Regions from separate parts of the Homo sapiens genome. Here regions 1 and 3 are each linked to region 2. A link is a loop called in an ENCODE intact Hi-C map of the cell type or tissue named here. Cell type or tissue: endothelial cell of umbilical vein. All regions are shown on one strand.

Region 1 (8,000 bases), 170 kb after region 2:
CAGGGATGTCACTAAATATCCTACAATGCACAGGACAGCCCCACAAGAAAGAATGATCCAGCCCCAAACGTCAATAGGGCTGTGGTTGAGAACTCCTGAGCCACACGATGGCAGCGGGGCTACCTAATTTAGGTCAGGTGATCAGCGAAGACTCCTCTAAGAAGTAACATTTAGGCCTAGCCTTGACTGGTGAGAAACTGCCAGAGGATCAACAAGTGGTGAAGGAACATCCCGGGCAGAGGGGACTTGGGAACAAGTAACAATGGAAAACCCATTGCCTTTGTGCATAATATACAAATGCCTAAATGAAGAATGGAAGGGGGCAGTTACCAGGTCGGCCATGTCTCACTTAGTATATTCTCTCTTGCTTGAATTTTCAGAACTTTTTTTGTAGTTAAAAAATGAGAAGAAGGCCGGGCGTAGTGGCTCACGCCTGTAATCCCAGCACTTTGGGAGGCTGAGGCGGGCGGATCATGAGGTCAGGATATCGAGACCATCCTGGCTAACATGGTGAAACCCTGTCTCTACTAAAAACACAAAAAATTAGACGGGCGTGGTGGCAGGTGCCTGTGGTCCCAGCTACTCGGGAGGCTGAGGCAGGAGAATGGCGTGAACCCAGGAGGCAGAGCTTGCAGTGAGCCGAGATTGCGCCACTGCACTCCAGCCTGGGTGACAGAGCAAGACTCTGTCTCAAAAAAAAAAAAAAAAAAAAAAAAAAAAAAGAGAAGAAAAGCAAAAAAAAAAAAAAAAAAAAAAGCGCAGACAGATTGGAAGAGAGCTTCTTGTAAAACTGGAGGTAGATTTCAGAGCACAACCCCCCACAGTGTTCAGGAGGCCCTGGCGTCCCTGGCATAATCTGAGGTTAGTTTCTGCCCTCCACATCCATCTGACCTTCTGAAATGACAAGATTTCCCAGAGACCACTTGATTTATAATCAGATAATTTATGTTGGGTACCCAGTTTTATGCCTTTTAACTTTGTTATATTTGGATGTGTTAAGTGATCTTGACTTTTTAAAAAAAATAACTAACATCACTAGTTTGGGCATTAAGTGAGATTAAATAAGTGTTTCATAAACTGTAAAGAATAATACAGACACAGATGTTGAGAATAAGGAGAGTGAAGCTTGTGCTCAAGGAATTATCTTTCCGTTTTTTTGTTTTTGTTTTTGAGACAGAGTCTTGCTCTGTCACCCAGGCTGGAGTGCAATGGCACGATCTCAGCTTTCTGCAACCTCTGTCTCCCAGGTTCAAGCAACCCTCCTGTCTCAGCCTCCCAAGTAGCTGGGACTACAGTCACACGCCACCACGCCCGGCTAATTTTTGTATTTTTAGTAGAGATGGGGTTTCACCATATTGGTCAGGCTGGTCTCAAACTCCTGACCTCAGGTGATCCACCCACCTCGGCCTCCCAAAGTGGTGGGATTACAGGTGTGAGCCACAGCGCCCTGCCTATCTTTTCGTTTTATCCCCTGGATTCCAAAACTCATTTAGGTAAAGAGAAGTGATGACTTGGCTACAGAGGAAAAAGGAGGGCCGGGAAGGGAAGTGCAGGCTAGGAAAAGTGACTAAAAACAAAAGTAGTAGCACCAGTTACACTATTCATGCAAGGAAGCTGAGGAGAATTATCCTGATGGGGCTGATAAAATCACCTCAAGATGGCTCTAGGCCACCCCAGGTTCTTAAGACAATGGTCAGCTCTTTCTTAAGCAGTCCAAGACCCTCTGACCTGAGATGTGACTGGATGATTACAGACCTCTTGTCCAGTGTTTAGAGCCTAGCTGTCTGCATATTTTATAAAGATATCTGCCTTCCAGAGACTGGAAGTGAAAGAGATCCAATGACTGGGTGAGTCACCCTTTCTCCACCTAGAACACAGTCCTTGATGGAACTCATGCTTTATCAATTGTTGTTGAGTAGAAGAAACAAATACATCCTCCAATCTTCACTTGGTGGACCTGGCATCAAAAAATAATCATATTAAGTGCGTTTATTAGTACACTTTTCTGGCTTATCTGCCTTTCCAAGTTTCTATTTGAGTTCTTGCCTTTGAAGGGTTTGCAGGCTGTGAAAAGTAACTTAACTTTTTAACAACTTTCTTTGCTTGGCCTTGAGGCAGCTTCAGAAGATAAGACGCCAAAAGGAACTATGTGTGCCTGGAGAGAAAAAAAATAATGGTGAAAAACGTTTATCAGTAGCCTCCGCCAGCACCAAGCAACGCCTCAATTTTACTCAAGCAATTTCCCAATTCAAGTAACATTCATATGAATCAGCAAATAATATGTAGCAAATTTGAATCTATATACTTTAAAAAAAAAAAAAAAGCACTGGAAAGAATCTTAAAAGTCATTGAATCCGTTTTATAGCAAGGCCCCGAGACTGGAAGGGACTGACAGAGCTAGAAATGAAACTTGTTTTTCCACCTCGAGAAAAACGAATCAACAAAAAATACCCTAAGCAATTGCTGGTATCTGAAGCCCACTTTTTTGAGGCTGTTCCCTTTGTTACGTTGCGCTGACCCTAGGCACTTTCTTCCCAGAATGCACCAAGAATCCGAAACTCCAAACAAGTTTGAGATCAGCGTTGGCTGGGGGGAGGCAGTGGGGGTGCATCTACGGGAGCGGTTGGGCTGTAAGCTTTCGCTACATCACAGAATTGTGCCAGTGTTTCTCTTTGGAGTGCCTCGCCAGCTTTAACAACCGTTTGGATATGACTTGCTCGGGCAAAAGTTGTGCATTGGCCCGATCAAGCCTGACTTCTAGCCAAGGTGAGTTCACATCTCCGTTTTTTCCTCCCCCTAATTCGAAAGAGGCTTTCAATTGTCTCCGCCCCTCCCCCCTTCTCCTGGAAAGTTTGTTTTCAAGCTATAAACCCTTTCCAATTCTCGGTTCCCATCTCGGTTGCCTGAGAATCGCAGTCATTAGCCAAGTCCACTTGGACGAAAGCAAAGCTACCTTTGTGTACATAATGAGAGCCACCGCGTGGCCAAGGAGAACCACGGGGAAGAGGGAAACATTTTTGTCTCGAGCTGGCTAAAGCGGGCGGGGGGGGAGGTAGGGTTAAACCGACCGAAGGCGTGTTTTGTGGAGTGGCTTCGAAAGCGGCCGAGGCAGCCGAAGCCGCTTTCGAAGTTAGCAAACAAAGCGTCTCCCCAGTAACCGCCCGGTTCCAGACGAGGCTCCTGCCACTCAGGCCGCGGAGTCGCAGCGTCGCCCAGCCCCCGGCTCCTCCTCCCTGCGTCTCTCCTCCCTCCGCTCCCGGCTCCCCAGCGGATAGGAGCCACCAATCCCAGCCACAGACAACCCTTCAAACGAAATAGCGAGGCGGCCCCCTCTAACGGGCGGCGGGGGCGCTGGCCCCCTCCCTGCGCCACATCTGTCCCGCACCGGGCGCAGCAGCTGATTCATCTGCAGCCAGGTCCGGGAAGGAACTGTGCTCCCGGCAGTTGCAGGGCAGCGTCCGGGCGGGTGGCTTGTCCCCAGGACCGCGCTCCCCCCGAGCCGTTTTAGGTGTGTGTTCTCTTCTGTCCCGAGCAGTCAGCAAACCACAGAAGAAAAAAATCGTAAGGTTGCTGCCTTCTTAGAGAGACGCTTTTTTTCCCTGTTGATTCATTTTAGTCCTGTAATTGGAAAAACCACCCAGGCTTTTTAAACTCTGGCCTCCACGCATTCTAGGGGCGGGGGTGTCTTTTTTTTTTTTTTTTTTTTTGAGGGAGGGTGGCAGGCTAGCTCTAGTTCCTGAAACAGACGCTCCGAAGTCGAGTTAGTTATCCCTTGGCCGTCTTAGTACTCCTCGGGTTTAATCTTATTTCCACAGAGTTTCTTCTGCCGGGATCTCCACCGAGGTTACCGAACAAAAACAGCACAGAGCCCAGACTGGAGGCAGACCCGGGCGCTGTCTCTGCTAGGCTTATTTACGTTTAGGGCTTTTCTTTCCTTTTTTTAAAGTGATGGGGGAAGTCTCATTGTGTGGCATGTGACAGTTCGTTTGCTTCAAAACAACAGGACGTAACCACGCGAAAACTAGAACCAGAGGAGGGGGCATGCGTTTCTTCAAGTCAGCCAAACAGCATCTGGTCTTTGAAAGCGCAATTTCATCAAGAAACTCCTGTTGGATCCCTCCTAACTGTGGACCAAAATAAGCCAACAGGAACGGGTGTTTACTTAATGGCTAGTTTCTGTTTGAAATGGGAGGAGGGATCCCCTAGCAGGGTTCCAATCCGAAGAGTAGACACTGTTGACCGAAACAGACGAGCAGGCACGGCGTGGTCACCCCTTAGCTATAAAAGTGGCCGCTGCCGGGGTTCGGCGACTCGGGGTGTCAGGCGGAGTCTTGGTGAGGCAGGCGCGCGCCCGGCCGTCCCCGGGCAGAGACGTTTAAAGAGCATGTGAGCGTGACAAGTGTCTGTCCGCAACGTGTCAGATTTCGAAACTGCCTTGCAATCCAGTCCGGAACTCGCAGCTTTAGCCCGGGGGAACAGACGTTCGTTTAGGCTGTGTCTCATCATTCCCCCCCGCCCCACCCCCGCCGACCTCCCACTGTCGCTGCTGGAGGAAGAGCCCCGGGAGGAGAAGGGTGCGCCGCGCCGCGCCCGCGTGTCAATGGCAGCCGCGCATTCTGGAAGAAGTTGGTTCTTGTCTCGAATACTTTTCCTCCCGTGCCCCGCCCCTTGAATCAGAGGCGGCTGTCTCGTGCGGCTAGAGCAGGGCCAGTAGAGTTCGGGGCAGCTGTCAAAAACGAGACGGGGAGGCTTTTCTTCCCGGGGGTGGAGGAGGGAAGGAGGGAGGTGTCCTTTTTTCCATCTGTTGCAGTTTCCGAACCAAACGCACCCTCGCCAGCCCCGGGAAGAAAGGCCCAAGGGAGAAACCTGGGGCGCTCGGCTGGTGCCCCCACCGCCGGGCGAGGGATGCGGGCGGTCCGTGCGCGGCAGGCGGAAAGGATCGTGTTTCTGGACCCGGCCACCCCCCGCGTCCGCACCGCCGCCCCCGAGGGACGAGTGACAGCGGCCGCCGCGCTCGGTCCAGTCTTCCCGGCTGGAAGGTGCGGGGGAGGGGCGGAGGAGCGGCGGGGCGGGAGGGGGACGGGGCGGGCGGCTGGGGGCGGAGGCAGGACCTCCTGTACCTTCCCTCCTCGCCTCTCTCACTCTGACAGCGCCGAGGTGCGCCGAGCAGGAGCAGGGAACAAAGGAGCGGAGAGGGGAGGGGAGAGAGTTGGGCGAGGGAGAGCCCCCGGCCGGCTGCCAGAAGATCCCGGCGGGAGGAAGCCCAAGTGTCACTTGAATTCCACCCAAGGAGCGGGCGCCTGGGATCAGAGCGTCCTGTTTAGCAATAACGGCTGGAGCACGTCCTACAAGTTACGGGAGAGTCGGCTGTGAAGGAGACGTTCGCTTATCCCCTGTGTCCCCGCTCCTGGCCCCTCCAGACCCCCGCCTTGCCTCGCGCTGGGAGGGGAGATCCAGAATGAAAGGCAAGAAAGGTAAGGCGGCCGCGGGCTGCGCGCACCAGAAGACGCGAGTCCGGGGAAACGTGCTGGCCGGGCCGCGCCGCGCGGAGTCACTTGGTGGACTTTTCCGCCCAGGGGCTCTCATGCTGGAGTGGCGGCCGTGCTCTTTGTTGAGGCTGCGTCTGAAACGGCAGCGGCTGTTTTCCTGCTAGACACAACACGAGGGGCTGTTGTGGGGCGAGCCTCTCCACGCTGCTGGCACGTTGTCAAGAAACACGCTCAGCGCCTTGTTTGTGCGCCTGCAAGTTTCATTGTCTCCGCCGACACCCCACGCTCGGCCCAGCCGCCGCGTGGCTTCTCGCTCTTTCTCGCGTGCTGGGGATATGGGGTCCGAGTAGGGAGGACCCAGCCCCTCGTTTTTCCCGATCCGGACCCAGGCGGCCGGGGCCGCGGGACCGCCGCGGCTTTGTCTGAAAGTTCCACTCCTAGGCTCCCCCCGCCCCCGCCCCCGCCGCCCCCCTACTCCCAGCCGGGCCCTAGCACTGTTCTTTAGGGATGTGGTGTTTTTACGATCGAAGGAATGCGATTCTGGACCCCCTCATCGCCCTCGGGTGTAAACAGCTTTGGAAAGCTAGACTTTTACAAATCCCCAGTCTCTAAAAGTTTTCCCACGATGAATTTTGGGGCAGGAGGAAGAGTTAGCACCCAGGGCCAGCAGCTTCAAGCGGCATGCAGTCAAAATGCGTCCAAATGTGACAAGCAGGCTTGGTTGTAAGTGCAAAGAGCAAGGCTGTCATTGTTTCCACGAAGTGTTCTGGAAGCTTTACAACTAAAACTTGCCGTCAGTTTGGTTTAAAAACAAAATACACCGGAGGGGGACGGGGGGTGGAGAAACCACACAAAACACCCCGAAAGGTCAGAGTGTGAAGTCCCTTTTGAAGTTAACAAAAATTGAGTCCCTGGCTGGGAGGTCCCCCGAGTGTTCCGCTGTGGGCTGGAGGTGGCGTTTCTGTCGTGATTTATGTGGAGTGGTTCAAAACAGAAGTTAATCACTCGGGAAGCGGACGGGAGGGGCGGCGCTACTGCGCATGCCCGGGAGCCGCCTGGAGTTTGGAACTCCACATTCTTTCAGACCCGGCCCGCTGCGGGGCGTTCCTGGGGGGTAGCCTCAAGGCCAGCGGGGTTCCTTCGGCTGCGTTTCTGTGGGAGGCCCTGAAACGCGCGGAGCTTCCCTCTGCCTCCAGGCTTTCCCAGCGAGAGTGAAATTAAACTTGAAACTCGGATCAACTGGCAGTCGTTGTTGGTAGAACGCCCTAAGGACCCCTCCCCGCGGGACGGAGGGAGGACTCGGGACAGGGAATTGGCCCTGGGAGAAAACGCGCGGGGGGCGTCCGAGACGCCCCGTGAAAGCCGTGCCGACCCTTGGGAGGACTGACAGGTCTAGAGACACGCGCTGTCTGTTGTGGTGGGCCTCCCGGGAATAAGTGAGGGGCTCTGTGTTTCGAGGATGGTTCTAGCGCAGAGCCGGGTGTCTGCCGGGGTGGGCTCCCCGCATTGTTCGGGCTCCGGCGGGGGCGGCTCTGATTCCTTTCCATGGCCCGCCTCCCACCCCGGGAATCCCCAGTGCTCCTTTTCCACGGCTTTTCTGGCGTCCCCCCGACTCTCCCGCGGCACTTTGGCCTACCTTCCCCCAGCGCCGTGGTCCTCCCTGGCGACCCCCTCTGCGCTCCTGGGGTCCTCCTGCGCCCCCCCTCCTCCACCGGCGCGCTGCCCACAGCCGCGTGCCCTCTCCCCGGAGCTGGGGACCAAGGCTGGGCCCCGCCGGCCGCATCGGTGGGAACTTCCGCGGTCCCCATCCCAGGGCGCACAGGGTCCAGCTCCTCGGCGCCGACTCCTGGAAACAATGAAAGGTGACGGGCTGAAGGGGAAACTTTGCGACTGGTTCAGGGCTCTTTGGGGGAGCCGAGGCTGCCGAGGTTACCCGGGTTTCTTTCCCCTTTTAGGTTTCCCTGGCGAGTCGTCTGGGGTGGGCAGGCCTCTGAGAAGGTGGGATTCACGGCCTCATTTCTAGTTTCTTGGGTCCTGGAGTTCCTTTGCTTGTGCTAACTCGTGCAGTGTGCGGGCCGGCCTGTTTCACTTGAGGCCGAGGAACTCTCAAGAACAAAAGCTACTTGCTTTTCCTCCTTGGGCCCCTCCCTCTCCCCGTGCTCCTCCGCCGTCCTCCTCTAAAACTACCTGGGAGGGGGGAGCCTTCCCCGTCGGCTCTGGAAAGACTCCTGAGGAAGTCGGGCCCTCCTTACTGTCTTGTCTTATAAAAGTCTGCAAATCTTTTCAAGTTTTCTTAAAACAAGTGCACTTTCAGCTCCATTCCTGAGCCCGGGGTAAGCTTGGTTTGTGATAATAGTGTGTCCTCCCAGAAAGCTGAGAGTGACGCCAAAAGATCTCCTAAAATGACTTAAAAACAATGAGAAGGATCGATAAGGAAAATCCACTAAGTCTTTTTGCTCCCAGTTTTTAACTGTTGAATTCCTGCTTTGGGATTGCTCTTTGGCTGGGGTA
Region 2 (8,000 bases):
CTTTTAAGTACCCTTTAACATTATTATGCAGTAAAAACTAGTTATGCCATTGTTTTTCACGCTTCTAGTCAGATGTTTATTAAATGATAAATATAGAATGTATCTGGGAAAACATTAAACATTGCGTTCATCTAAGATTCTGAGAAGAGGCAAAATTCCGAAGATTAGTTATTGTACATTTACTATATGTGGAGCGTTGTGCCTACACAATTTTTCTTGAATCTTCCCAACAACCTTGTGGGATTTTTATTAGCCCTGTATTTCAAGTGGGAGGACCTAGCATACTTGAGCAGTTGATTAGGGTAACTATTAGGACATGAGTTGGAATTCCAACCTAGGGCACCTAACTTCAGAGCTCACAGTGCTGGAACCACGATACTGTCTCTGAAAAGCCCCAAATGTCTAAAAGAGTCAAGACATTTCTGTTCTATTATGATACAATTCTGTGGTCATTATTGAAATTTAAAATAATCTTGGGGTAATTGATGATTGGAACAGAATTTCAGAAAATTCTATTCCAGGTTAAAATAAACAATACTATTGTGTGTTTGAAGGCACTTCATGTAATATATAGACTAGAAAAGAGCCGAAAGACAAGGTTGCTGTGAGCTCAGAATCCTCAAGGCCAAGCAATACGAGAATAAAGAGAACAATCTAAAAAAGGAAAAAATCCGTTTTAAAAAATTACCCAACGTTGTTCAATACCGATTTCCCCTCTTAAAAGTATTGTGATGGTATTTTGTCTGCTTAACACCAAAGCATTTATATGTTGTTTAATATTGGTGCTTTACAACTTGGGGCAGTAGGCTGGTCTGTATTCACTTGCTAACAATTTGCCTGGGCTTCCTTTTATCATTAGAATGAGGGAGCAGCTCATATGAACTGTCACATTTATCACCCAATCCTCTTAGTCTCTGAGGTATCAGTTCTACTTTTTATTAATAGACCTGAAGTTTAGACTGAAGCTCCTGCCCAAGATCTAACAAATATAAGAATCTACATCTGGCTCTTTTTTCCACTTAGAAGCTTAAACTCACCACAATGTGTCACAAAACCAGGTGGAGAATTGTGTGTTTCACAGGAAACAGAAAAATACGGTGGGATAATCTTGATGATTATTGAACCATTGTCAACCACCTGTTATGTACCCTACACTGTTGTAAGGGTTGGGGATAACTGGGGGGTGGGACAGACAAGGATGCTGCCCTCGTGGGACTGCATTCTCTGCTGGCAGACAATCCATGTGCAATTTCAGGTTAAGTGCTGTGCAGAGAACTGGGCATGCATGACAGGGTGGTCAGGAAAGGCCTCTGGGTGGTAAGCTGAGATCTGAATGACAGGAAGGAGGTCCGGACCCATGTGAGGATCAGGGCGAGGCTGTCGTGTGGTAGGAGCATCGGGAGAGCACATGGATGATACGGGTCCAGGGAGGGTATTTGGAGCAGAGTCCTAATGTGAAATGCAGGGAAGAAAGGTGATTTATATTTTTAAAATCAGTGTTGGTGCTGTGTCTTGAATGGAGGGGCACGAAGAGAAGCAAGAAGGCCGGTATGGAGGCTGTTGCCGTCGTCCAGGCAAGAGGGGGCAGCATGGACTCAGGTCCAGGGGAGATAGCTATAAAACGCCTCTCCGGGTCCTATCTGTTTCCTCCCCTCCAGCTCAGCCTTGTTTCCATCTCTGGCATAATCGTAACTGTGCTTATTTTATTGATCTGCTTAAAGCCAGATTTGAAAAATTGAGAGAAAAGTTTTGAAGATTAAAAACAAAAAAACTTAGTTGTTTCTCGACTGCCTTACGTTTACCTGACACACTGTTCTGTTTCATCTGTATTATTTGTGAAGAGTGTTGTGGAATCCAGTAGTGGAAGACACCTGGGCCAAGACTTTGTTTCTTTTTGGTGTCCAGTAAATATTATTAATGATGACGATGAAAACTTTGTCTACTTAATATCTCCTTTTGAGAACCACATAGTGACAATCTCCTAAGTTGATGGTTGATTCTGTGGCCACTGCAGTGAGTGTGTGTGTGTGGTCACATAGTGAAAATGCACTGAGTATTCACTATGTACGAAGCACGTTACACAACTGCCCTTTGAGGTAGGTCTTTTTGGGTTTTTTTTGTTTTTTTTTTTTGAGACAGAGTCACTCAGGCTGAAGTACAGTGGCACAGTCTTGGCTCACTGCAACCTCCACTTGCAGGTTCAATCAAGCGATTCTCGTGCCTCGGCCTCCCAAGTAGTTGGAATTACAGGTGTGCACCACCACACCTGGCTAATTTTCGTATTTTTAGTAGAGATGGGGTTTCACTATGTTGGCCAAGCTGGACTCAAACTCCTGGCCTCAAGTGATCCGCCCGCCTCAGCCTCCCAAAGTGCTGGGATTACAGGCATGAGCCACCGCGGCCGGCCTGAGGTAGGTATTGTTATCCCTGTTCTACAAATGAAATGTCAGGGGGCAAGGAAGTAACTTCCCAAAGTTACACAGGGAATAAGCAGTGGGGCAGTCACCTGAGCGCAGGCAGTTGTGCTCCTCCCAAGAAAGTGATTATGGAAACACCGTCGATAGTTTCTTATGGTCATGAGCCAGTTTTACAAGCGTTTGTGAATTGTGCTTGATCCTCAGAACGCTAGGAAGTGGATAAAGTAGGAATTGTCATCCCATTTCACAGATGAGATTACTGAAGTTACCTGACCTGCTCAACTTTGTATAACTAAAGAAGCTAGAGAAATGTCGAGCTTCTAACCTTTTTGACCGAGATGGGTGCTTCTCATTAAACCTATAATTTCCTAATTACATAATTAGTACCTGTAGCCTGATCAGAATGTCTCACAATGTATATATTTAATACTGTCTATCCTACGAGCAGCAATTATACTGATTTGCATCTCAAAATTGATATGTGTTAAAATATAAGAAACAGAAATATAAAATAAATTTATATTTCTTAAATTATAAGAAACACAGTTTTTGAAATAGAAACATAAACTACTGAAAAATCGGGTATAAAAAGATCCCTTAGAAACATCATCTGGGAAATCTGAATGAGGATGTAAAGATTTATCACATACTAAAATTTCAAGAAAAGGTTTCTTGTATAGAAAAATGATGAAGATGATGGATTGCACATATCACACAGTCTCTTAAGTGGATCTTTTTTTTTTAGAATGGTTGTCATAGGCAATTTTAGAGACAATAACTAGAAGTGTCACTAGGTGGCACTATTGTTCTTAATATAGTACTGTCTTAACCCATTCCCTAATGAATTTGAGATAAAGCAGCCAAATCATGAGTATCTAGACAGCATTATTGTCAGTAATGCTGTGACTTTCTCAAAGTTGTTTCTTAAATAATTGATGAAAAGTCTTACAATTAAATTCATACTATTTCATGAGCCCCAAATGTAGGGAATAATCTCTAGGACTCCTTTTTACAAATATCAATGGCAAATTCCCTTCCCCTTCTCCACCCCTTTTGCCTTTTCCTTCCCCTTCCCCTCCCCTCTTTTTTCCTTCCTTCCTTCCTTCCTTCCTTCCTTCCTTCCTTCCTTCCTCCTTCCTTCATTAATTTACAAGTATTTATTGAGTGCTTGGAAAGTGCCAGAATCTCAGCTTGGCTCCAGTGGCTTTTACACCGAAATAATGACCTTTGTTGAACATGAGATCATAGGCTTTGCACTGAAAAGACCAGACTTCCTCCACTTACTGACTTGAACAAGTCGTTCTTGTTACCATCACTTCAATTTTAGAGATGAGAAGGCTAAAGCACAGAGCTAGTGGTTATGTATGAAAATACTCTGTAAAATTATGCTTTATATAGGAATGCTATTATTACCACCTCAGGAATGTTGAGAACTGTATCTATTATAGTTCTAGATAATATACTCTAATAAGGCACCTAAGCTGATGAAAAACAGGTCTAGCACAAATGACTATGAGACAGCTTCTATTTTTTTTTTCTTTGAGATGGAGTCTTGCTCTGTCACCCAGGCTGGAGTGCAATGGCGTGATCTCGGCTCACTGCAACCTCCACCTCCCAGGTTCAAGAGATTCTCCCGCCTCAGCCTCCCAAGTAGCTGGGACTACAGGCGCCTGCCACCACGCCCAGCTAATTTTTGTATTTTTAGTAGAGACAGGGTTTTGCCATGTTGGCCAGGCTGGTCTCAAAAGGTACGAAAAGTATTTTGTGAGATGCGTATGAATGGGGGTGTTTAAATATAAAACACTGTTCTAACACGTCTCACAGGAGACCAGCCTAATCTTTTACCAGCCGCACTTAACTGCAGTTGATTGTATTGCCAGGACACAGGCTTCCTTTCAGACAGTCATTCTTAATGAACTTGATGATGATTCATATTTCCTCGTGGACACTGGTAACTAGCACAGCGAAAACCAATCTGAGGACCTTCGTCTACTCGCATTTTTTAATAATCCGAGTGTAAATTGAGGTTGGCTCATTTGGGAGGTTGTGCTTACTGTACTTTTTCTCAAGTAATCTTTTATTCAATCTATTTATTCAGTTCTTACTTACTGAAGTGTACATTACATCTGAGAGCCGAGGGTGATAGCGAAACTAGGACCCTACTCTCTGGGAGTGTTTTAATGCCCAGCACTTTGGAAGCACGTAACGAATGTGAGTTCTTATCTGTTACCAGGGTGCCAAACAGCTGTTCAGGAGCTGCGACGGGTGTCTAACTGCTCACTGAAGAGGTCAAAGAGAGCTTTGAGAAATGCTTGCCCTGACAGTGATGTTTGTTCTCTCAGTGCTACCGCTGATCGCCTTCATACCAGCCAATCGCATAGCTGAGAACTCAAGCAAGCACGAAATAGAAAAACCTCAATTTGAAGAGTTTTATATTGAAAATATCCAGGATTTCCTGATTATTTTACAGACAAGCTAACGAAATTCAGTAGATGACCTGCGTTTCATCGCTGCCAGATGATAAACATTTGGGAGCAGGGACCACTTGCTGAAAGGCATCTTGAGAGATATGCTCCCACTTCTCAGATCGGAAGACTAAGGCCCCAAAGCCTCCAGATCTAGCCTCTTAATCCAGGCTTCTTCTTAGCCACTGTGGTCTCACCCCGTTTATCAGGCAGTGGGATCTGTCTGCCCCACCCAACTCCAGAGCTTTTCCTTTTGTTTTGGAATTGCCCTTGAGTTCTGCGCTGCTCTTCTCCTCTTCCCCGTGGGTATGAAAACACCAAGGATGTCAACAGGAAAAGACAAGGATCTGTAAACAGAGAAGCGAGCAGGAAACAAGGCCCGCATTCATGGGAATAAACTCAGCAACCCTAGAACATTTGCCATTCATAACGGCAAATTTTAATCAGTGGTGCTGAGAAACTCTTCCCAAGCAAAAAAGGCTTGTGTCTCTCTGGGGTGGGCCTCTCTCCTTGCTCCAAATCTGGTCTTAGTTCCCAGTCTAAGGTAGCTAGGGGATCTTCACAGCACACTCCTTGAACAATATCACATTTATATAACCTTGCCCCTCCCTTGTTTGTGAGTCTGGCTATTTCTTTCCCTGTTAAAAGACAAAACCCCAACCTCGTCATAGAACACCCACCAAACAAGAGCAGGAATCCCTCTTTATCTGATGGGCTTGCCATGCAGAGCTGCGGACCCTGAGTTGCCTGGCAGATGGGAAGCAAGCCCATCCTGCCCTGTGGAGGGGAGGGGCGGAGGAGAGCCCACTGCCAGTCCACAGCGGCCACACTGGAGAGACCTGCAAATCCGGGCTGGCCGTGCAAATCCGGGCTCATTGTCAGGCTGGCAGCATTGGCCAGGCCTGAGTAAATCAAGTGAAACAGAAGACAGATGGATGTGACCAAGTTATTGCCAAGAGGAAACAGACAAGGTAATTTTAAAGAGATGAAAAATAAGCTTTTCTACTCTGCATAATCATGGAGATGGAAAAGGTTAGATTCTTGCTTACCTTTTCAGTGCATATCTGTGTTTTTATGCATATGATTTTTGTTGTGATTTTTTTCTTTTTGACCTCATATGTTGCACCTATCTGTCATGTCACTGCTACCACTTTGCTACTTTACCTGAATATGTGAAAACGGACCTCGATTTTGAAACTCTTCCGTGGCACATTTTTCTTTTATTTGAAAAGATGCGTTTGATTTAGAAAATACAAAGGCACTCTCCTACTTTCTTTGCACCTGGGCTAAATTGGACATAGGTATCAAAATTAGCTACCTCCTCACCTGTGAAAGAGACACTGATAACAGATTGAGGGTGGGATGGGCCGGCCGTGAGGACCTGTGGTGCAGGTCGGGGTTGTCCAGGCCAGGGCAGTGTGAGTCAGGGACAAGTATGTGTTCCAGCTTTTGTGCTTGTGTCACAGAGGTCAGAAATGACAAGCAGATAGGGAAATCTGTGGCTTTGGTTTAAAATAGAGCCCAGGTAGGCCGGGCACAGGGGCTCACACCTCTAATCCCAGCACTCTGGGAGGCCGAGGCGGGCGGATCACCTGAGGTTGGGAGTTCGAGACCGCCTGACCAACGTGGAGAAACCCCGTCTCTTCTAAAAATACAAAATTAGCTGGGCATGGTGGCCTATGCCTGTAATCCCAGCTACTCGGGAGGCTGAGGCAGGAGAATCACTTGAACCCGGGAGGCGGAGGTTGCGGTGAGCCGAGATCACGCCACTGTACTGCAGCCTGGGCAACAAGAGTGAAACTCCCTCTCAAAAAACAACAAAAAAAATAGAGCCCAGGTATTGTATTTTGAAATCAATTTATATATAATATGTGTGTTCCATGCATATGTGCACATGTGTGTTCATGCAGCCATAAATCAAACATCTCTGGAAAGACACACCAGAAGCTAGTTGCTGTTGTGGTGGGAATTTGTAGCCATGGGCCAGGGGTGAGAGGAAAACTTAATTACATTGTAAACACTTTCTTTTTAAAATTTTAGAATGTGCACTTGCATTTCCCATTAAAACTAAAACATATGATAATCATCTTAACTAAAGGATATATTCTTTACAAGCATAGGAAAAATCTCAAAGTAGTCCCATTAAGCAATTTCTTCCTTGGCATAAGGGGAATAAAATCCTAGTTGTCACCTCAGTTTGAAGGGAGGTTAAAGTGGGTTATCTTTCCTTTATGACTTTACTACAGAGATGTTGAAGGGCCAAGCATATGTTCCCAAGTAAGCAAGTGGCTCTTGAGTACCATGGGTTCGGGGGCTCCTGATAGCAGTGCTACGGCAAAGATGGTGAGAACTTTGGTGTTTGTGTTGGTTGGGCCTGGATGCCACCTTCCTGGCCCTGTCATTGGTTCACCCGTATTCTTAGAAAGATCTGAGCTGGAGTGGTGGAGATTGAGAAAATGAATGAATTGGAAGAAGATTCTGAAGAAGTAGGAGTGACTGAAGAATCTGTGAGCTCCTCTATTGACAGGGAAGAGCTCCCTTCCCTGTGGCCCCCAATACAAATGTGAAAACCAATCCCAGAAAAAAACAACAACAAAGATCACTAATAGCAGTAGAAAAAAATACATTGGGGGTGGGAAATATTATATTCTAATATTAGAAGTAGGAGACTAGTTAAGGAGCTCCTGCAGCACTTCGGCCAAAAAGGAGTGAGATGGTGAAGAAGCGGGCAGTTGCAGAAATGATAGGAGTGACACCGTGCTTTCCCTCCCCTGGAAGACAGGGATCAGGATGTCGCTGCAGGTCTACTTGAAGGTATCAGTAGAAATGGACAGACAGCATCTGTATTAGTCAGTTCTTACACTGCTACAAAGACATACTTGAGACTGGGTAATTTATAAAGGAAATAGGTTTAACTGACTCACAGATCTGCAGGCTGTACAGGAGGCTTGGCTGGGAGGCCTCAAGAAACTTACAATCATGGCTGAAGGGGAAGCCAGCACGTCTTACATGGCGGGAGGAGGAGGAAGAGAGAGAGCGGGAGGAGGGAAGAGAAAGAGCGAAAGGGGAAGTGCTACATACTTTCAAATGACCAGATCTTGTGAGAGCTCTATCACAG
Region 3 (8,000 bases), 300 kb after region 2:
AGGGAAAAAACTAAATATAGCTAATATTAAACAGAGTAACTCATTAGAAGAGATTTTAGTGGTTGATAATAAATATGGAAAAAGAAAAAAGGAAGGCAAAGAGGTTGTGAGGATGCGTGTTCTGATCCTAATAACAAGGACGAGGTGTCTGGGGGAGAAGGGTACACACGCCATGGTAGCTGCTGCAACTTGTTTATCGAAGCCAGTTCCTTCCTTCCTTCTTTCCTCCCTCCCCCCTCCCTCCCTCCCTCCTTCCTTCCTTCTTTCCTTTCTTCCTCCCTGCTTTTCCTTTTTCCCTCCTTCCTGTAAAAATATTTTTAAAAAATAGAGAGGAGGTCTCTCTGTGTTGCCCAGGCTGGTCTTGAACTCTGGGCTCAAGAGATCCTCTCCCTTAGGCCTCCTTTCAAAGGACAGAAGAGGAAGCTGTTGCCTATATCCTGACAGACAGACACATAGAAGTGCTGGGATTACAAGCGTGAGCCACCGGGCCCGGCCACTTCCCACCTTTCTGTCTTTCTGCCTGACTGACCGACCTACCTACCTACCTACCTACCTACCTACCTACCTACCTACCTTCCTTCCTTCCTTCCTTCCTTCCTTCCCTCCTCCCTCCCTCCCTTTCTCTCTCTGTCCCTCTGTGTTTCCCCACCTCCTTCCCTTCTTTCCTTCCTTCCCTCCTTCAGTCTTTTTCTTTTCTCTGTCTACCTGTCTTGTCATCCTTCCTTTTCCTTCTCTCTCTCTCTCCGTCTCCCTCTTTCTTGTCTTTCCCCTTCCTCCTCCTCTCTGTCTTCCTTCTTCACTTCCACCTTGCCTATCTCTCTCTCTGTCTTTTTCTGGATAAACTCTCACTATATAAACTTCTTTTGTTTAATTTTTGCTTGTTTCTGAGCAGAACTACTCACTGAGAGTATTTACACTGTACAAAAGTCTCCTATTGTAGAAATTAATCCACATGCTAGCTTATAAATCAGTCTTCGTGGGTTTGGTCTGTATGAGTCACTCCCTAAAGTGTCTTTCTTTAGGGCAACTTGGTCAAGTCAAGGGCCTGAATCTGACTGGGTGTGGTGGCTCTCGCCTGTAATCCCAGCACTTTGGGAGGCCCAGGCGGGTGGATCACCTGAGGTCAGGAGTTTGAGACGAGCCTGGTCAACATGGTGAAACCTCATCTGTACTAAAAATACAAAAATTAGCCGGGTGTGGTGGTGCATGCCTGTAATCCCAGCCACTTGGGAGACTGAGGTAGCAGAATTGCTTGAACCTGGGGGGAGGAGGTTGCAGTGAGCTGAGATCGTGCCACTGCACTCCAGCCTAGGCCACAGAGCAAGATTCGGTCTAAAAAAAATGGTGGGGGCCTGAATCTAGGCTGCTGAGTACAATTTTGGACCCGTACAAGGGGGTCAAGGTCTATTTGGAGGCTCCCGACAGCAGCCTCAGCCCCTCCCTCTAGCCATTTGATTACAACGCTGAGGGTTTTGAAGAAGCTTTACACGTTGGCTTTCAGTTTCTCATTTGTAAAGCATGATTTAAGAAAATAAGGATCAAAAATGAATTAAGTTTCCAAGTGGGACTCCGGTCAGTGAAGCACAATTCCTTAAGCAGCTATTATAAATTCATTCAAATAATTATGCTTCCATCATTTCCTCCCCACCCCACCCCAGCCCACCCACTCTCACAGGTGGTGTCACTGTGGCTCCATCACATCAGCTAGACCTGGCCATGCAGTCCCAACTTGTTACCTACAGTTCCAGCTGCCAACTCAGGCCATCTCACTGAATGAAATACTTGCTTCAACATTGAAGATGTTTCCTCTGGCCACTCAGAGGAAACACCCTATAATGAACAATAAACAAAAGGACTCTATTATGCTGTCCTGCTGTTTCAGTGGCCTATGATTTGGAGTAATTTCCTTAACCATAAAATAGATGGAGACAATAATGTTTGGCTATTTCCCAGGGATTGCCTGAGTATTGGAGGAATAAATCAAGCAAATGTCTCATTACAATATCATATGGACTCTGGGATGGGGAAAGACAAGGTGCATGACATAGAGGCAGTCACCCCTCATTCCCTGGGTGGATGACTGGCAGAGGCCCAGCCCAGGAGAACTTCCCATCTATGTTGACTCATGAAACACACAACTTCATCTCTCTTTTTTTTAGAGATAGGGTCTCACTCTGTCATCAGGTTGGAAGGCAGTGGCACGATCATGGCTCACTGCAGCCTCGATCTCCTAGGCTCAAGCAATCCTCCCACTTCAATCTCTTGAGCAGCTGGGACTAACAGGTGTGCACCACCACATCCAGCTAATTTTTTATTTTTTGTAGAGATGGGGGTCTTGTTGTGTTGCCCAGGCTGGTCTTGAACCCCTGGCTTCAAGCGATCCTCCCATCTTGGCCTCTCAAAGTGCTGGGATTAGAGGCATTAGCCACTATGCCATGCCCGGCCCATCTTTATCATTTGAATGCAGCTCAACAATAAGTGTCGACTTCCTCATTTTTTAGCTAATGCACCTGACAGGAAATACGACTCAGGGAAAATACAGTGCTTGCAAGGTGCAGAGTCAGGAGCGAGCCAGCCAGCCTCAGGTTCTTCCCACTAGCCCACAGCTAAGCCTCTGGCTAAACAATGCCAGTGCATATACATTGTAAATATCTTGCCTCACTCAATTTAGTTTCTTGCATCCAAACCATGGTGGAGCTCTGGTTCCCAGAGAGGCATGAGTGATGGTAGTCCTGCTGGGAGTAACGCTCATCTCAGTGATTCAGCTGAAGACCCAGAGTGGGTGGGAGCCATAATTAGGATAGAACCTCTCCCTGCTAAAATTGAATGAAACTACAGCATTGTACCACTTCTCCTAAGACATGTCTTTACAACGTGAACTCACTATTTTGTTCAAAATGGATTCTCAGGACATTCCGCCCACTGATATTTCAAGAAGCTAAATAACATATTCCAACATCAAATGTCTGATCTTTTGGATTATGTATTGCTTCTTGTTAGCTCTCCTTGGTTTCTTCTTTTAGTGTGGATAATCCAAACTGGACAGTGAGGCCAGGCACAGTGGTTCACACCTGTCATCCCAGCGTTTTGGGAGACTATGGTGGGAGGACTGCTTGAGTCCAGGAGTTGCAGACCAGCCTGGGCAAGATAACGAGATCCCATCTCTACACAATTAGAAAACAAAACCAAACAGTCCCCCTCCAAAAAAAAGCTAGATAATTCAGCCAAATATGGAATCATTTGATTTGCTGTGACATACAGTAAAAATCCTGCCATGATGTGATAAGTGGGGGTGGGAGGGGCTAGTTCACATTGTTTCCAACGCATGACTGACCTTGGGGACTGAGCCTCCAGTGCGGCTCCTACACTCCCCAGGCCAACTGCAATTGGACGCCACCTGGTGGCTGTTGTCAGCTCATCTTCGCTATCGATAGGGATAACTCTGGATACCTTGCTCAACAGGGACATTGGCAGAGTTCCAGTAATGCTTGACATCTACCATGGTTAGACTGGACAGGGAGAATACTGGAGACATGGCTTCTCCAACAGGGTGGTCCAGCCCCCAACACCCAAAGAAGATAAGATTTTGAGATCCCCCCCAACTTCGAATAAGGGAGCTGAATGGAGGGCAGGAACCATCTCCCATGTTGTTATACGGAGGGACATTACTCATTATTATGAGGCTTAAGGAAAGGAACCATCTCCCATGTTGTTATACGGAGGGGCATTACTCATTATTATGAGACTTAAGGACAGGAACCATCTCCCATGCTGTTATGCTGAGGGACTTTACTCGTTATTATGAGGCTTCACTGCAGTGAGCGGCACTGTCCAGTCATGGGCTAGGAAGGTAAAAGGAATTCAAATCTTCATGACTGCTTTTTTTTTTTCAACTACAGACGGGATCTCACTGTGCTGTGTACGCTGGCCTTGAACTCCCAGATTTAAGAGATCCTCCCCCTCTGCCTGCTGAATAGGTGGCACAACGGGCGCATGCCACCATGCCCGGCTTAAGATTGCCATTTGAAGGAGAGGAAAGGGATTCAAATCACAACTCACACTTCCCCATAGTTCCCCTTCTTCATTTTCCAATTCTTCTGCACTCCAAAACTCATACAACGAAATCCTTCCATTTTCCCCAACATCCCCCTTTCCTAGATTTGCTAAGCCCTAAACCCACACTTCTCTCCTAAGGGTATTTTGTTTGTTGGTTGGTTGGTTTCAGTTCTACTCTCAGAATTCAGTGCCAGGAAAGATTTAGAACCCACTGAGAAGGTCTGAGCACCAGCAGGTGTGTGACACATAAGAGTGAGACTGAAGGAGGGTGAAACACCAGCCAATATGTTTGTCTTGCCTGGTCAAAACAGAAAGAGAAAATGAGAAAGAGAAAAAGAGAAAACGAGCAGTTTCTATACAGTAAGTGAAACATCTGATTTGTTTAAGAGTGACGTTCTCTTTTTATTTTGAGACGGAGTTTCGCTCTTGTCGCCCAGGTGCAATGGTGCAATCTCGGCTCACTGCAACCTCTGCCTCCCGGGTTCAAGCAATTCTCCTGCCTCAGCCTCTGGAGTAGGTGGGATTACAGGCCTGCGCCACCATGCCTGGCTAATTTTTGTGGGTTTAGTAGAGACAGAGTTTCACCATGTTGGCCAGGCTAGTCTCAAACCCCTGACCTCAGGTGATTCACCTGCCTCGGCCTCCCAAAGTGCTGGGATTACAGGCATGAGCCACCGCTCCCTGCAAGAATTGAGAGGTGAAGCCAGCTGGACTTCCTGGGTCGAGTGGGGACTTGGAGAACTTTTCTAGCTAAAGGATTGTAAACGCACCAATCAGCACCTGTGTCTAGCTAAAGGATTGTAAACGCACCAATCGGCACTCTGTAAAAACGGACCAATCAACACTCTGTAAAACGGATCAATCAGCAGGACGTGGGCGGGGACAAATAAGGGAATAAAAGTTGGCCACCCCAGCCAGCAGCAGCAATCCCGCTTGGGTCCCCTTCCATGCTGTGGAAGCTTTGTTCTTTCGCTCTTCACAATAAATCTTGCTGCTGCTCACTCTTTGGGTCCACACTACCTTTATGAGCTGTAACACTCATTGTGAGGGTCTGTGGCTTCATTCCTGAAGTCAGCGAGACCACTAACCCACCGGGAGGAACAAACAACTCCGCACACACCAGCTTTAAGAGCTGTAACACTCACCATGAGGGTCCGCGGCTTCATTCTTGAAGTCAGCAAGACCAGGAACCCACAAGAAGGAATAAATTCCAGACACAGAATGACGTTCTCAAAAACAATGATTTTTAAAATGTAAGTGGAACTTGAAAAAAGAAATGATGCTGTATTTTTTATCACCATTACTGCTTTCCTTTGCCCTGATAAGTTTTTTGTTCATTTCAAATGAAATTATTTTTTTCCTCATCTGGCTGAAAGGACTCTTATCCATTTATGAGAGAGTTGCAGAACTAGAGCTGCAGATTTCAGTGACATTTTCATTCAGTGGATACTGTAGTGCACAGAGAGACCAGAGGTTGGTATTTACATTTAAGAAGTTATATATTTTTGGGGCCGGGCGCTGTGGCTCACGCCTGTAATCCCAGAACTTTGGGAGGCTGAGGCGGCCAGATCACCTGAGGTTGGGAGTTCGAGACCAGCCTGAACAACATGGAGGAACCCCATCTCTACTAAAAATACAAAATTAGTCAGGCGTGGCAGCACATGCATCTAACCCCAGCTACTCGGGAGGCTGAGGCAGGAGAATCACTTGAACCTGGGAGGCGGAGGTTGCGGTGAGCCGAGATTGCGCCATTGCACTCCAGCCTGGGCAATAAGAATGAAACTCCGTCTCAAAAAAAAAAAAAGTTATATTTTTAAGAAAGACATTATACGGCAGAGTGCGGTGGCTCGCTCCTGTAATCCCAGCACTTTGGGATGCTGAGGCAGGTGGATCACAAGGTCAGGAGATCAAGACCATCCTGGCCAACATGTTGAAACCCCATCTCTACTAAAAATACAAAAATTAGCCAGGCGTGGTGGTGTGTGCCTGTATTCCCAGCTACTCAGGAGGCTGAGGCAGGAGAATTGCTTGAGCCCGGGAGGCGGAGGTTGCAGTGAGCCAAGATCGCGCCACTGCACTCCAGCCTGAGCGACAGAGCGAGACTCCATCTCAAAAAAAAAAAAAAGAAAAAAGAAAGAAAGACATTATAGAGAAAACAACACATTCCTATCATTTCAGCTTCGAGCTAGCTCATGATTGAATATTGCCTACATTTGTATGGAAAGATAATGCGGCCAGGCGCGGTGGCTTATGCCTGTAATCCTGGCACTTTAGGAGGCCAAGGCAGGGGATAATTTGAGGTCGCGAGTTCGAAACCAGCCTGGTCAACATGGTGAAACCCCGTCTCTACTAAAAATATATAAAAAAAAATTAACCCAGCGTGGTGGCAGGCGCCTGTAATCCCAGCTATTTGGGAGGCTGAGGCGGGAGAACTGCTTGAACCCAAGAGGCAGAGGTTGCAGTGAGCCAAGATCGTACCTCTGCACTCCAGCCTGGGCGACAGAATGAAACTCCGTCTGAAAAAAAGAAAAAAAAGAAAAAAAGAAAGTGTTGCAAGCTTCAGGAAGGCCTGGGCCAGAGATTATTTTATTCTGTAGTGGTGAAGATGTTCTGGCAAATTATCCAGACTCTCTTTCCACTCTGGTTATCCTTCAAGTTTAACAGCACACAAGTGTCAGGCGGCCACAAAACAGATGTGAGATCAAACTCCCTTTTTGTGCCTTTTTATTCATAAACCCTTACCAGCTAAGCGAATGGATCATACACCATAAGCTATGTAGAGCAACTATTTAGCAGTTCCTGATTACTGCATTTTAGAAATTCTTTAAAACATGAGAGAGCAAGTCCATAAGGAACCACAAATAAAAACACAATAAGACAAAGTAATTAAACTTATATATAAATTAAATTATATATAGATATATATGCAGATGTCCCAGAGTCAAGTAACATCTTTTTGATGTAAACATGTTGTTACCCCAAGGCGTTGTTATTAAGTGCAGCTATTATCAAGCAAGCTGTGATTTGATCATCCTTGAGAAGTGGCAGCGCCTACACAGAGCTCATGGGGAAAGCAACCTTGGATTTGCTGTGAGTTCTATCAGATGGTGTCATCTTACTGAGATGAAGACTACCAGAGAGAAGGGCTGCCTTGGTCCACTGTCTAAAATCTGCTGAGGGCAAAGTTCTCCCGATTTGGTCCAGGTGATCAGCAGTTGTTCAACAAGCCCTCAAAAAGAAGGCCTTTATTTCTTTATTTGAGACAGAGTTTCGCTCTTGTTGCCCAGGCTGGAGCGCAATGGCACCGTCTCGGCTCACTGCAACATCCACCTCCCAGGTTCAAGCAATTCTCCTGCTTCAGCCTCCTGAGTAGCTGGGATTACAGGCATGTGCCACCACACCAGGCTAATTTTTTTTATTTAATAGAGATGGGGTTTCACCATGTTGGTCAGGCTGGTCTCGAACTCCTGACCTCAGGTGATCCAGCTCCCTTAGCCTCCCAAAGTGTTGGGATTACACGTGTGAGTCACTGTGCCTGGCCAAAAGGGCTTTATTAAAAAGATTTTTAAAATCTAATGGGGTTGACAGAAGCGTGCTGGAACTGGCCCTTCTCAGCTTGCTAAGCTCGATTGTGCACATTTCTTTCTACCTCTGTATTCAGTCACTTTTCACTGTTAGCTTGAAATTGTTGACCTTGGTGTATTTACACCATGGAAATCAGCAAATGCCTGAAATCCAGGTTCCCCCCTGTGGATTTTCTTCAATCAGAGAGCCGGTTGTTAAGCATTTCCAACACCCCTGTGTGTACAGAGCAGGGTTATTCAAAGCCTGGTCTGCAGAGTGGTGCCCGTTTGCAAACTGTGTCACAGTGCAGGGTGACACATGCTATGAAAATTGAGTGTAGGGTCAGGTACGGTGGCCCACACCTGTAATCCCAGCACTCT

Evidence for each region. A loop is a pair of places that touch in the nucleus more often than their neighbours do. Peaks named below come from ENCODE experiments on the same cell type or tissue, not always from the same donor. Only the 100,000 strongest peaks of a DNase experiment are listed, where the experiment ranks them.
Region 1: a loop joins it to region 2, with 7 times the contacts of the local background. A loop is called at or near these places in 90 of 110 quality-filtered maps.
Region 3: it touches region 2 in a loop (11-fold over the local background); 90 of 110 quality-filtered maps call a loop at or near these places.

Annotation. Positions count from the first base shown.
Region 1 is chr18:3,445,032-3,453,031 of GRCh38, forward strand. TGIF1 (TGFB induced factor homeobox 1) reads left to right here and starts at 5,141. Exons shown (of 3, transcript NM_003244.4): 1 at 5,141-5,474. The coding sequence starts at 5,459. LOC124904237 (a long non-coding RNA gene) reads right to left here and starts at 5,625. Exons shown (of 2, transcript XR_007066269.1): 1 at 5,501-5,625; 2 at 1,975-2,155. RefSeq lists silencers at 3,161-3,230, 4,891-5,000, 5,031-5,190, 5,831-5,880 and enhancers at 3,352-3,973, 3,941-4,080, 3,974-4,593, 4,181-4,370, 6,458-7,079 and 2 more. In endothelial cell of umbilical vein, no CTCF peak of the experiment used is centred here; DNase peaks (open chromatin) are centred at 3,240, 4,040, 5,690, 6,510 and 6 weaker places; H3K4me3 peaks cover 5,677 bases; H3K27ac peaks cover 6,379 bases.
Region 2 is chr18:3,278,407-3,286,406 of GRCh38, forward strand. It overlaps MYL12B (myosin light chain 12B), which reads left to right. Exons shown (of 4, transcript NM_033546.4): 4 at 1-55. Among named protein-coding and RNA genes, the nearest start is that of MYL12-AS1, 20 kb to the left of the region's middle. In endothelial cell of umbilical vein, a CTCF peak has its summit at 3,190 (motif pointing right); DNase peaks (open chromatin) are centred at 3,245, 3,685 and 4,345; H3K4me3 peaks cover 278 bases; H3K27ac peaks cover 2,488 bases.
Region 3 is chr18:3,582,613-3,590,612 of GRCh38, forward strand. The region is part of intron 7 of DLGAP1 (DLG associated protein 1); the gene reads right to left. Among named protein-coding and RNA genes, the nearest start is that of DLGAP1-AS1, 7.5 kb to the right of the region's middle. RefSeq lists an enhancer at 4,326-4,495. In endothelial cell of umbilical vein, a CTCF peak has its summit at 3,413 (motif pointing left); a DNase peak (open chromatin) is centred at 3,379.